2 separate regions of the Homo sapiens genome follow, and region 2 is linked to region 1. Evidence: chromatin contacts called from ENCODE Hi-C or POLR2A ChIA-PET data. All regions are on one chromosome and are shown on one strand. The core of a region is the stretch at or near the end of the contact, and the rest is flanking DNA. Distances in the headings are between cores, read along the strand shown.

Region 1 (7,268 bases), core at 2,745-5,244:
TTTTCTGTACTTTTTGGCATTTTTTTGGATAATATTTCTTCATTCCATTTTTTCCTGTTTTATCTTGCTAATTTTGTTGTTATTTTTTAGTCACTATTCCAAAGATGATGGTGAGCATTCTTGATTGATTAAAGTCTAATGTTAATTAGTACTTTTACCACCTTCAAGAAGATGCAAAGATTTTAGAACACTTGAATTCAATTTATATCTCTCCATGCTTTATCCCATTATTGTCAGGAATTTTGACTCTACCTATATTTCAAATCCTGTTAGGTGATTACTATTGTTATTGTAAATCTTTGATATGTACATAGGTTTACCCACACATTTGCTCTTTCTATTGCTCTTGGTTTCTTTGTGCAGTTCTGGCTCTCACCTGGGATTGCCTTTGCACTTTTGGAATCACTCCTTTTAGCATTTCCCTTAGTTCATGTTGGTGGGTTACAAATCATCATAGTTTCAGTTTGTCTGAAAATATTATTGTGTCATCAAGATGATGGATATTTTTATTGCATAAAGAACTCTAAATTAGCAGTTATTTTCTTTTACAATTTTGAAGATGTTGTTCCATTTCCTTTGGGTTCCATTGCTGTTGTTGAAAAGGCTGTCTTCAATCTTATTGTTGCACACTTAAAAGTTTTTGCCTCCGAACAGATTTTAAGTTTTGTTTTTGTTTTTTCTTTAGAGATGGAGGTCTCACTATGTTGCTTAGGCTGGTCTCAAACTCCTGGCTGAAAGCAATCCTATCATCTCAGCTTCTCGTGTAACATAATTTTAAAATTTCTTTCTTCATTTTTTTATTTCATATATTGGACCTTGGTAGAGTTTTTGTTGTTGTTTCTATTCTCTTTGGGATTCATAGTGCTTCTTGAGTCTATGTCTTTTTTTATTATGATTTTTTAAAAAATGTATTGCCCTTTAAAATATCGTTTCTTCCAAATTCTTCCTCTTGTTTCTTTCCAGAGCAACATTATAGGCATGTTAAAACTTTGCCCTATGTCTTTCATGACTTTTGTGTGATTTTATATAATTTTTATCTTTTTTTTGTTGCCATTATTCAATCTGGTATTTCTTTTTTTTCTTTTTCTTTTTTTTTTGAGACTGAGTTTTGCGCTTGTCACCCAGGCTGGAGTGCAATGGTGTGATCTTAGCTCATTGCAACCTCTACCTCCTGGGATCAAGCGATTCTCCTGCCTTGGCCTCCCTGGTAGCTGGGATTACAGGCACCCACCACTATGTCCAGCTAATTTTTGTATTTTTAGTAAAGACAGGGTTTCACCATGTTGGCCAGGCTGGTCTTGAACTCCTGACCTCAGGTGATCCACCTGCCTTGGCCTCCCAAAGTGCTGGGATTACAGGTGTGAGCCACCATGCCCAGCCCAATCTGCTACTTTCTACTGACCTATATTTCAATTCCATCATCCTCTGTGTCTAATCTTCTATTAGTCTTCATCAGTTAAGTAACTTTAGTTGTTTTATTTTTCAGTTTCAGAATTTCTATTTTATTAAAAAAATTCTCTAGTGTAAATTTTCTATATTTTGTGTACTCTCTTCAAACATTGATTACAGCTATTTTAAAACCAATCAATTCTGAATGCCCTTGTGCATTTGTTTCTATTTTCTGTTTATTTTCATGGTCTGTTTTTCTAGACTTATCTTCAGACATGGCTTTTAATAGTTATTGAAATTTGGACATTGTGTTTAAAAAGTTTGAGAGTCAATTCATTGATCTGGTTAGTGTTATCGTCCTCCAGAGAGTATTTACTTTTGCTTGATGTGTGTGAGGAGGTCGTTATGACGATGGCAAATCTCCTATCTATTCAGTGATTGTCTACCTAATTCAGCAATTTAGGTGATTTGAAATTGGGCTCCCACTTTGTGATGGTACAATATTTTTAGCACATGCTGTCTCCTAGGGTGTAGCCCTTCAGGGGTCCTAACTGAAAATTTGAGGTAATTATAAGGGCACCACCTCCTTGGTGGTCTCTGTTTGCTTCTTAAACTAGATTTCCTTAACTTCTGAGCATCTTAGCCACTGTATTTCACCTGTTTCTTCACCTCTCAGTGTCCAGTTTCAAATCAGCAGTGCCTTGAGTAAAAAGTACTCAGGAGTTGAAAATCAGATTCACTGATTTGTACTTCCTGTCTTCTGGGGATTTTATTTCTTCAAGGTGTCATTGCCTGGGCAGCTTTCTGAAGCCTTCAAACTTATAGGTTTTGCATTCTGTTCATTTTTGTAAGCTGCTCTCAGCAGGAGGGTTTGTCAGCAACAATCTTCTCTACAACTAATAAAGCTTGAAATATCTCTAGCATGAGTTATTTTGAAGCAGATAGCATTTTAACTCATATGGCAGAAAGAACGCACATCTGCTGAAATTGAAGAGTTTCCTGATGCAGAGGCCTTCTCTTCAAACTAAGAAACAAAGTTGGAAGCACTTAGAACATTATGTTTGGAGTAAGAAATGTGAATACTGATGAAAACAGAACTGCAAAAATTTCGCCTAAAATAATGAGTGTTTTAGCACTGTAAAGAATACCAGGAATCACCCCAAATTACCAAAGTTATCATTCTACTTAGGGACCTTAAAATAGAAAGAACCCAGGGCCAGTATCATTTTGATGCCTTTTAAAATTTCTTTTTGAAATAGTGAAATGTCACAATGGATTTTAAAAATAGGGGAATGTTGAAAATGTTGATATTTAATAAATTAGTACTTTTTAATTGACCAATTTCTATATAATATTAACATGCTGTCTACATCAGGAGTTCTCAACCCCTGGGCCACAGACCAGCAGTGGTTCGTGGCCTGTTAGGAACTGGGCTGTACAGAAGGAGCGGAGCAGTGCACGAGTGGGCCAGCAAAGTTTCGTCTATATTTACAGCTGCTCCCCATCACTTGCATTACTGCCTGAGCTCCACCTCCTGTTAGATCAGCAGCGGCATTAGATTCTCATGGGAGCATGAACCTTATTGTTGAATTGTCCATGCTAGGGATCTAGGTTGCAGTGTTCCTTATGAGAATCTAATGTCTGATGATCTATCATTGTCTTCCATCACCCCCAAATGGGACCATCTAGTTGCAGAAAAACAACCTCAGGGCTTCCACTGATTCTACATTATGATGAGTTGTATAATTATTTCATTATATATTATCATGTAATAACAATTGAAATAAAGTGCGCAATAAATGTAATGTGCTTGAATCATCCAGAAAACATCCCCACCCCTGTCTGTGGAAAAATTGTCTTCCATGAAACCTTTCCCTGGTGCCAAAAAAGGTTGGGGACCACCGATTTACATAATTAGAAAGTTTATAAAATCCTAATTTATAGAGTGGTCATCAAATGGTAGGAAAGTTCAAGCAGTTTGAGGAACTGATGTTTTTTTTTCTCAATACTTGCAGTGCATCTCTATGACTGTATGGGCAGCTTCTTCTGGAGATAATGTTGACAGTCTAAAAAGTTAAGCTGTGACGATTTACTCCCCTCCCCTGCCCCTATAGCACACTCTGATTTTAAATATTTTCTCTCTTAATTCTAATTAAATGACATAATTATAGTGCCATATCCCAGTCAATGCCATTTATCAGTGACAGCTAATTAACACAATTATAAAAGTGGGAGCCCTAAGTTACCAGTGAGGTATAGAGCAACTCTGGAAATTTTCTCCTTACTGAAAGGAAATATTACACATATTCCTTCACCAGAAGAACAATACACAGTTTACCTTCCCTTTTTGTTTTTGATAATACCACTTTGTTCCCCATTCTCTACAAAATTTAGTTTGAAGAACATTTTAAAAACTTGATTCATCGTAGTCATCAATCCTTCATAAATATTTCTTGACAATTGGCCTCTCTGTAGTTTGCAACCTGGACTACTCATGTTTAAGAGCTTGGTTTTTCAAGACTATTGTGTTTCAAATGGTTTTGAGGTTTTATGGTCTGTTGACATTCTGAGGAACTTAGAACACATTCACTTCCTTTTGCTTGGTGAGCTGTCCAGAGCCTTTGCAAATGCATGCAGAGCATGGAAATGACCCAGCTGCCCTGCTGTTGAAACAGAATCCTATTTGGAAGGCAGACATGTGGCCCATCTCTGTAGCCATCACTGAGAAATCTGGATTTTCAAGGTAAGTGCAGATGACTTAGGTTTGGGGAGACATGAATGAAAGTGCTATAGAAATAAAGCACACTTAATTTGTTGGCATAGTCCTAATTCAGAATCTTCAAATGGTTCTGCTCTAAAAAGCAAGCTTATTCTCTGACCACAACTCCTCCTTTATAGAAAGAATTGTTCTATTCTTACTGCTTAGGATATGCTGCTCTGAAAGTAAAACCTAATATTTATGGGTAAATGTGAACAAAAATGATTTCAGAATCTCTCTGTCAAAAAACCAGCTAAACATATCATAGAATTTTTTAGAGCAGTTGGCACTATTGAATTTGTGTATAATTATTCAAATGCTTATCTTTTAAGTGATGTCTTAATTTCCTTTTGTTATGAAAATCCTTTAACTCTATTACTGCATTATTTTCAGATAGAGTTTGAAACTATTCAGGCAGCCCTAGTCAATAGAAGGAAACAATCTGTAAGCAATCAAGTACTTAGAAATTTCTAAAAGAAGTATATTCAAAATAACATGTGAAATAATGGTAATTATAATTCTTTCCATCCCACTTTTAAAGTACTACTTAACAGGAAGGATCTGAAAATAACTTCTTAAATAAGATAAATAAAAAGAACAACATCTGTTCAAATAATTTTACTTTAAGTAAAATACTTTCTATACCAGTATTTTCTACTTCCAAGAAGTAATATTTTTCAAATATGTGGAATGAAATATAATGCAAAGTTTTTAAACAATAAGTCAGTAATGCCTAACCTGAATATAGGCATTTAATTTTGTTTCTTTTACAAATTTGTTATATGACTTTTGATAGGTCACTTAATTCTCTGGACTTCAGCGTTCTACATAACTGCACAATTACTTATCTGAGAAATTACTTATTAAGTACTCCAGAATTACATGTCTTTGTTTTCTGTTTTATTGGGTTTAAATCAGTTAATTAGGATTTTAATCAGTCAATAGAAGTAATGGGAAGACCAATGGATGAGGAATCAGGTGGTGTGAATTCTAGTCCTCTGTTTTCTAGTAATTGGCTGCATAATTTGGGGGAATATTGTCTAAGGATTCCAGACCAGGGGTTGGCAAACTTTTTCTACAAAAGCCTTGATAGTAAATATTTTAGGCTTTGCAAGCCAAGAGGTAGAACTGAGGCTAATATATTGGTACTTACATAACCATTTAAAACTATAAAAACCATTCGTAGCTCACAGGCTGTATAAAAACAAGAAGTGAGCCAGCTTTGGCTTAGGTGACACAATTTTCCAACTATTCTTCTAGCAATGATTTTCAACAATTATAAAATGGAAGTTGTAGACTGGATAAGAGATGCTCAGCTAAGGGAGTTCCTGGATGGTCTTTAGATTGATACACCAATCCTCTGAAATTGCATGCAAAAATGTAAGTGTGTGTTTTTCTTTTCTTCCTTTTGTGCGTGTGTGTGTTTCTCTCCCTCCCTCCTTCCTTCCTGCCTGCCTGCCTGCCTGCCTGCCTGCCTTCCTGCCTTCTTCCCTCCCTCCCTCCCTCCATCTCTCTCTCTCTTTCTCTCTTTCTTTCTTCAGGGCCTTTCTCTCTGTTGCCCAGGCTGGAGTTTAGCGACTCAATCATGGCTCACTGACTGCAGCATCGACCTCCGGGGCTCAAGTGATCCTTTCATCTCAGCCTCCTCAGTAGCTGAGACTACAGGTACTTGCCACCACACCTGGCTAATTAATTAATTTTTTTTTTTAAATAGAGACAGGGTCTTGCTCATGTTGCCCAGGTTAGTCTCAAACTCCTGGGCACAAGTGATCCTCCTGCCTTGGCTTTTCAGAGTACTGGGATAACAAACATGAGCCACTGTGCCTGGCAGCACTTTTTTTTTTTTTTTTTTTTTTTTAAATAAGAAAAACACGGATTGATTTTCAAAGTGGTCCAAAATCCAATTGTAGTTAAGGACCACAGGTCTAGCTAATTTCTAAAAGTGCTTTCCAAATTTAAAATCAATGAGCCTGTGAAATGTTTACTGGTGTCTACTATGGGTAAGCCATTGTGCTAGCACTATAAGAGACGTAGCATGTTGTGACTAAAATAATGTGTTAAATATATTGTTAAATAATATGTTAAAAAATATATTTTTGGGACAGGGCCTCGCTCTGTCTCCAAGGCAGGAGTGCAGTGGCACAATCACAGCTCACTGAAGCCTTCACCTCCTGGAATCAAGTGGTCCTCTCACTTCAGCCTTCCGAATAGCTGGGAGTGCAGGTGTGAGCCACCCTGCCTGCCTTTTTTTTTTTTTTTTTTCTTTAGAGAGGGGGTCTCACTATGTTGCCAAGGCTGGTCTCAAATCCCTGGGCTCAAGCAGTCTTCCTGACTCAGACTCAGACTAAAAATATTTTAAAGAAGTTAGAATATGTGCAAGTCTGTGCTGTCTTTCAAAGTAATAACATTGAAAACAATTTTCAATTGATCAAAGATTTCTGAGACATTGCTTTGCAAAGTGTTTTCAAAGCTAGTTCATACGTTATACCAAAGTATTTTCCAAATTATGTTATTGTCCCATCTTATTTTGAATGACAATGTTATTATTCGTGACAGTCATAATCAAACTTAATCTAAGCATAGTCTGTTTCCTAAAAACATAATTTCCTTAAGGGCAGGAACTATGCCTTTGCTACCTTTATATTTTAGAACAGGGTTTGACCCATAATAAGTACCCAGCATCTTTGGAATGGTTATATGAGTGAATAAGTGAATGAAATGATGAAGGTATTATCATGGAGATTACGTACCATAGATAGTGAAGGCTTGGAACTCCAGATGGTCTAAAAGCAGTAGTTGCTAAGTCCAAAGATGGCTTCTCTTTTCAAAATTGGATGTAACTGTGATTTCAAAATAATTGGCCAACTCAATATTGCAGTTCCTGATGATTAAGTCACTTTTTAAAAAGAGTGAAATTTGTGGAATTTAATTAACATAGGAGAGAGAAATACTTTTTACAAGGTTGCTAGTAACCTACTCTCTGGGATGGCGTGAGTGGAGAGTGAAATTTTGTTAATGAAAAGCATTGCCATCAGCATCTGAGCCCCTCGTGTCCTGAGACTGGGTAGAAGATAGTATCAGCTGGAACATCATGCATAACTGGTAGCTTTTCTGGGAAATC
Region 2 (7,268 bases), core at 3,517-6,016, 82 kb after region 1:
CTGCAATGAATGTGAGAGTGCAGATATCTCTACCAGGTGCTGATTTAATTTCCTTTGTGGCAAAACCAGACGCATATAAAACTTCAAGCTCAGAATAGCTCTACTTTGAGATAGAAATTGAGGATAAGAAAGGGAACTTACACAGACAATTAATTTCTGGCCAGGAAAGACTTCAGGGGGCCAGCTAAGTTCACTCACAGAGGAATAAGGAAAATATCACTTTCAGCTTCTAGGGAAACAGTGTCTTCTGTATTATTTCAGCTCTTAATTTAGTTGATTTTTGAATTTCTCTTCTCTGCTTCTGACACTTAGGGTTTATTAGGTCAGAGGACAAGTTGCAGAAGAAACATTTTTGTTCTCCAATTTGTGTGTGTGTGTGTGTGTGTGTGTGTGTGATCTTATGATTAAGATTGTCAAAGGGAAGAAAGTTATAGGTTCTTTAATAGCACAGGGAGGGCAAAATGTACATAGTTTTGAAGACCATATGACCTGGATGACTGGAAAAATGAGAAGGAAATAAGAAACCAACTGTTACTGAGAGCCTGCCATGTTTGACACTCTACATATTATTTAAAAAAATTCATATGACATGAAATCATCTGCTCCTTGAGAACAGTGACCATGTCTTGTTCAATGCACTCTGTGCTGTGTGAGGTACATGGTAGGTACTCAATAAATATTTGTTGAGCTTATACACTCTTGGTGGGAATGTAAATTAGTTTAGCCACTGTGGAAAGCAGTTTAGAGATTTCTCAAAGAAATAAAAAACAAACTACCATTCTACCCAGCAATCCCATTACTGGGTATATACTCAAGGGAAATACATCCTTCTACAAACAAGACACATACATTCATGTTCACTGCAGCACTACTCACAATAACAAAGACATGGAATCAACCTAGGTACCTATCAACAGTAAACTGGATAAAGAAAATATGGTACGTATACCATGGAATACTACACATTCTTTAAAAAGAATAAAATTATGTCTTTGCAGGAACATGAATGTGGCTGGAGGCCATCACCCTGAGTGAATTAACACAGAAACAGAAAACCAAATATTGCATGTTCTCACTTATAAGTGGGAGCTAAACACTGAGAACTCACAGGCATGAAGATGGGAACAATAGTTACTGGGGACTACTAGAGGGGGAAAGGGAGAGAAGGACTGGAAAGCTGCCTATTGGGTACTATAATCACTATCTGGGTGTTGAGATAATTCGTACTCCTAACCTTGGCATCATCCTATATACCCATGTAAGTAACCTGCCCGCCTACCCCCGAATCTAAAACAAAAGTTGAAATTATTTTAAAAGACTTGAATAAAAGGATGAGAGAGTGATATCATTAATTGCGTGTATAGATGAGATAATTGATACTCAGGATAATTTGCCCAATATCACACAGCAAAAGCTAAACACTAAGTCTTTCTGATTATATTTTCATAATATAGTACATTATTATTATTCAAATAAGTAATGCATTGTTATAATTTATGTAGAATTGTGTATTGGTTTTATGTGACAATTTTTTTCATGAAGACAACCTAGTAAACATAAAACTAAATATGATTTAATTGTATGTAAGCATTTTCATGTAAAAAGTTCTACAATTCAGAAAATAAATCTGTCCAATCATGTATTTTTATTTGATTTGGAAAATAATATGACTGGGGGGCAGGGCCAAGATGGCCGACTAGAATCAGTGTCAGTCAGAGTCTTCCATTGAAAAGAACCAAAACAGTGTGCGAATCCTCCACTGGCAACCCAGATATCCAGGTTCTGTCATCAGGACTGAGTAGGAGGCTGGGGTGACCCACGGAGAGGAAGGAAGAGCAGTGTGATGGGCGGCCCACCTGAGAGCCATAAGGGGCGGAGGAGACCTCAACCCCCAGCCAACGGAGGTGGTGAGTGAGCACACTACCCAGCCTGGGAAACTGTGCTTTTTCCATGCAACTGAGCGACCCACAGATCAGAAGATCCCACTCGTGAACCCAAGCCACCGTGGCCTAGCGTCCCAACTATGGAGCCATGCAGATTCTCAACAGCCACTCAGCTAGAATCTGCCTAAGCTTGCCCAGTTCTTGAGGAGAGGGGAGGCCATCGCCACAGCTGCAGCTGCCTGCTGTCTAAGCCTTCTGGGCTCCTTGGAGGAGGGGCGGCAGGCAACACTGGGAATGCTAGCTGCCTAACACACTATGCTCCCAGGGCAGGGGAAGGGCGGCAGCCATCTCTATAGCTCCAGGCCACGCTTTTCCTCTGCTGGAGCCAAGGAGGCTGGACGGTTGGGTCCCAAGAGGTATTCGCCACAGCCTAACAAACCGGCTGTGGCAGACTACGGCCAAAGTGCCTCTTCAGGCCTGACCTTGACCCATTCCTCCTCACTGGGTGGGGCCTCCCTGCAGGAATTCCAACAACTCCAACCAGGGGCTCAGGGACAGAACTCTAATCTCCCTGGGCCTGAGCCCATGAAGGGGTGGCCATAGTCTCCGTGGACCAGCAGACTTGGTCTTTTGTTCTTCTAGTTCTGAGGAATCGGAGCAGCCCAGAGGAGTAGGTTTCCCCACAGCGAGGCACACCCCCTCTACCAAGGGACAGCCAAAGTGCTTCGTTAAATGGGTCCTGCATCCCATGCCATCCAACTGAGTGAGATCCTCCAACAGAGGTTGTCAGACACCTTATATGGGAGCATTTCTACTGGCATCACATTGGTGCCCCTCGAGGTCAGAGATCCCAGAGGAAGGAGCAGGCATCCATCTTTGCTGTTCTCCAGTCTCCTCGAGTGACATCTCCAGGCACGGGAGTGAACCTGATGAATAGGGCCTGAAGTGAACTCCCAGCAAACCACAGCAGCCCTAGAGAAGAGGGAGCTGACTATTAAAAAACAAACAAACAAACAAACAGAAAGCAACAACAATAGCATCAACAAAAAAGTCCCCACAAATCCTCATCCAAGGATCAACAGCCTCAAAGATCAAAACTAGACAAACTTATGAAGAAGAGAAAAAATAAAAAAAAACACAGAAAACCCAAAAGGCCAGAGTGCCTCTTCTCTTCCAAATGATCACAACACCTCTCCAGCAAGGGCACAGAACTGGACGGAGGATGACATGGATGAACTGACAGAAGAAACAATAGATGCTGGCAAGGCTGTGGAGAAATAGAAATGCTTTTACACTGTTGGTGGGAATGTGAATTAGTTCAACCATTGTGGAAGACAGTGTGGCAATTCTTCAGGGATCTAGAACCAGAAATTCCGTTTGACTCAGCAATCCCATTACTGGGTACATAACCAAAGGAATATAAATCATTCTACTATAAAGATACATGCACATGTATGTTTATTGCAGCACTATTTACAATAGCAAAGACATGGAACCAACCCAAATGCCCATCAATGATAGATTGGTTAAATAAAATGTGGTACATATACACTATGGAATACTATGCAGCCATAAAAACAAATGAGATCATGTGCTTTGCAGGGACATAGATGAAGCCAGAAGCCATCTTGTTCAGCAAACCAGCACAGGAACAGAAAACCAAACACTACATGTTCTCACTCATAAGTGGGAGTTGAACAATGAGAACACATGGACACAGGGAGGGGAACATCACATATGGGGACCTGTAGGGGGAGGAGGAGAGGGAGATCATCAGGACAAATAGCTAATGCATTTGGGGCTTAAAGCCTAGATGACGGGTTGATAGTTGCAGCAAACCACCATGGCACATGTATACCCATGTAACAAACCTGCATGTTCTGCACATGTATCCAGAAACTTAAAGTAAAATAAAAATTAAAAACAACAATAATAATATGATTGTAAAGATAGATCACGTTTAAAGAGGGCAGCTCACTGTGGTGTACTGGTAATTTTTGAACAACTGGTTCCCTTCTCCCTAAAAAAAACCTCTGTGTGTGTGTGTATGTATGTGCGTGTGTGTGTATGTATGTGTATATGCATATATATTATATACACAATATTATTTATTATAAATTCCATACAGCCAGTTAGTTCCCACAGAATGCTTTTATTAATTTTTACCAAACTCTTATCTATAGCCAACCTTTGTTTGCAACTGATGAATAAGTTAGTTGACACATTTGTTTATCTCATGTAAGACAAAAGTCAAACAATGAAGACTCACGTCTCGGAAATTCACTGTTTTGTCCATGGTGTGAGCAAGTTCCCTGTTGAATTGTGTAATAGTGGTTGAATACTAGAAAACTGTATTTTTCATTTCAGTGCTGGTCAGTGTAATAACTACAGACACACAACACACTTCTAAGTTTAATCTGCTTTATCAACATTTTCTCTACCACTTCCATAAGTCTAGACAGTCAATAAAAAATAAATTGAGCCCTGATTTGTAGTATTTGCCAATTCCCACCAGGCCAATTTCAAGCTATCCGAGTGATGTCACCAAACACAGATTTGGGAAGAAATGTGCAGTGACACAGCATTATGTAGAACTCGCAACTTGCAACTAAGACATAAGTAACTTCAAAAGTATAAATAAATAAAACACAGTAATTGATAAGTTCTAGTAAGTGATGAGTTCTACACATTATTACTTGAATTTTTAATAATGGCTAGTTGGTAGAGAATGTAAATCAGTTTAGTTTCTACAGCAGTGACATCAGATTCCAATGAAGGGGTGAGAAAAGAAAGTGAAAAACAGAAGAAAGGGGAAAGAAATATTTGAGCATGTGATGTGGGCTAGGTACTTTCCTTACATGAGCTCCTTTAGAGTCCTTTCTCCAACTTTCGAATGAACAAAATGAGTCCCAGCAAAGCACCTCCTCCTTTGACCACAGGACGCTGCCTCAGAAGGAGAGCCACCAGTTCCTGTTGCTCCTGGCTGCTTTTCTTTGTGTTCCGTTTCCTCTATTTAACTCAAATTACTGAGAAGTAGTCTGCTTATGTTTTAGTTATAAGCCTCTGATGGAAAGCTGGGGCAGCCACCCACTAGGGAAGATAGATGGCCAGACCCTCTCTCTTCATCTCTCTGGCAGCCAGAACTTAGGTGACCCAGCAGGGCCTAATCAGACATACATGCCCAGCACTTGAACATGGGAGCCGTGGATGGTGGAGAATTTATTCCGACTAGTGTGACCAACTGTCCTGCTTTGCTGAAGACAGAGGGGGTTCTCAGGAGCCCAGACTATCAGTTTAAAACCAGCAAAGAGTTTTGAGCATACCAGCGCAAGTGGGTCACCTGCTGCTGGAGTCTGGGGGTGGCAGTTTCAGCCTCAGTGTGCAGGGTCAACAGTGACTGCAGGGGAATCTGCAGCATCTGCAGTGCGGCGTTGACCACCCTAAGATCAAGTTCTGAGTCTTGATTTGGGCTGTGGTTCTGGCTGCCCTCCGTTCATGCCTATTTTCAGAAACTAGTTCTGCATCTTCCCAATTATTCTGTGAACCAACTAATAACCTTGCAAAACCTCCTTTTCTGTTTAATGTCAGCCAAGGCAAAGTTTCTGCTGCTTGCAGGGAATAGCCCTGGACTGACACCATGCTTCTCTCAGCTTTCCTTACTGTTGTTCCATCTCCCAGCAATGGCTGGCTCTGGAGTTCATTGTTCTGTGCTCCGCATAGGTGAAGTCTCCAGGGAAAAGTGCTTCTTTCTAAGGCACTGTCAGACTTACGGAAGTGATTTATTTAATAGATAAACCAGCACTGATGACTTCTAACCAGTTAAAGCTGATTGTTTTTTCCAGTCAGGAATTCTGGTAAAACCATATACCTCTATCCATAGTGTTAGTCCCTAATTGCCAGGCATGGGCTGTAGAGTTTAAGTGGGACTAGAGACCAACACACGTACGATAAACAATAGAGGTAGGAAATATACCTCAAATTTCCTGGCTATTGATTGATTCATAAAACTATTTTATAATGATCCAAAGGATTAAGCAACAAATAAAGTCATTAAAATAGTGTACTTAAAAGTTGCACTTTGCAAAATGGGTATGTTATCTAGGTACTCGTACACTATTTTTGTACTGCTGGTCCTGTACCAGAAACATTTTTTTTTCCATTGTTACTTGCTTTTTAAACTTTGCTTAGCCACTTAAAGAAAATCTGCTTGCACAATTTGCCTCAAATCCACTCCCATTGTGAGCTGATTTTTTAATTTTTCCAATTAAAAAAATCACAATTTATGCCCCCTCCCCCCCAAAACTCCTTAAATCATAGTGAGACAAACCTTCCATGAGGCCAGACTATGCCCTTCTCATTCAATAGGGTTAGTATTCAGGACCAAAAGAGCTAACCATCTAAGTTTAAATACAATAGAAATATAATGCCAGCCATGTGAGAAAATTTAAATTCCCTAGTAACTACATTTTTTAAAAAGTAAAAAGAAATAGGTGAAATTCGTATATCATTTTGTTTAACATAATATGTTAAAAATATAATCGCTTCAACTTGTAATCCATATAAGGATATTAACAATATATCTTACATTTCTTTTCTTTAATAGTGAGACTTCAAAATTCAGTGTGTAGTTTACCTTCAAGCACATCTCAACTAGGACGACCACATTTCAAGGGTTCAGCCCCATTTGACTTGGGGCTGCTGCCTTAAGCAGTGCAGGTCCAAGATATAAGCCCAAGCAAGACAAGGGTTGTCTCCGCATCCTCCTTCATGTGAGATGTGGCAAGGCTTGAAACCTCTCTAGCTCTGATGCCTTACAGTAAGATTAGTGGCTGTGTTAGATTATTGATGTTTCATTTGAACACTGACAATTTTATGATCCTATGCTTTCTCTCAGCAACTAGTCTTCTGGATTTTTTCATTTATCATCCAGCCATCAGGACTTTTACCTAAATTCTAGATACAATGGCTGATTGTTCTGCAATAACATTTTTTATTGTTCCTAAAAAAGCTTGTTTTGAATATTCAAACATAAGTTGTTTGATATTGAGATTTTTTAAAATGTACCTTGCCAAAGAAAAGGGAATGCAGGAATACAGAAGCCAACTAAGATACTCTTACTGCTAGTATTTATTCTCTTGCCACAGCTTTAAAAGTGCAAACCAGATAATAAAATTATGAAACATAAATGGAACCAAGCAAGAAGTCTGTTTGTTTGTTTGTATTTTTAGTAAAGATGGGGTTTTGACATGTGGCCAGGCTAGTCTTGGACTCCTGGCCTCAAGTGATCCGCCCTCCTCGGCCTCCCAAAGTGTTCGGATTACACGCATGAACCACTGTGCCTGGCCTATATGTTTTTAAGTTACATTATTCACAGAAATCGTTAGG

Evidence for each region. A loop is a pair of places that touch in the nucleus more often than their neighbours do. ChIA-PET counts read pairs that join two places held with the same protein, here RNA polymerase II (POLR2A). Pooled maps may share reads with other maps.
Region 2: a loop to region 1 is called in a map with no recorded cell type, with 4 times the contacts of the local background. The contact joins the enhancer-like site here to the promoter of GPR141 in region 1. A Hi-C loop is called at or near these places in 2 of 37 single-sample maps with no recorded cell type and 3 of 50 pooled maps. POLR2A ChIA-PET finds 5 or more read pairs at or near these places in 2 of 52 experiments (WTC11 and common myeloid progenitor, CD34-positive).

The regions. Positions count from the first base shown.
Region 1 is chr7:37,679,772-37,687,039 of GRCh38, forward strand. GPR141 (G protein-coupled receptor 141) reads left to right here and starts at 3,995. Exons shown (of 3, transcript NM_001381946.1): 1 at 3,995-4,132; 2 at 5,689-5,812. RefSeq lists an enhancer at 1,998-2,057.
Region 2 is chr7:37,761,310-37,768,577 of GRCh38, forward strand. No RefSeq gene overlaps it. Among named protein-coding and RNA genes, the nearest start is that of GPR141, 81 kb to the left of the region's middle. RefSeq lists an enhancer at 4,581-5,050. Within about 2 kb of position 4,767, at least 4 of the 41 ENCODE cell types and tissues checked have a DNase peak (open chromatin) inside an H3K27ac peak, as active enhancers do.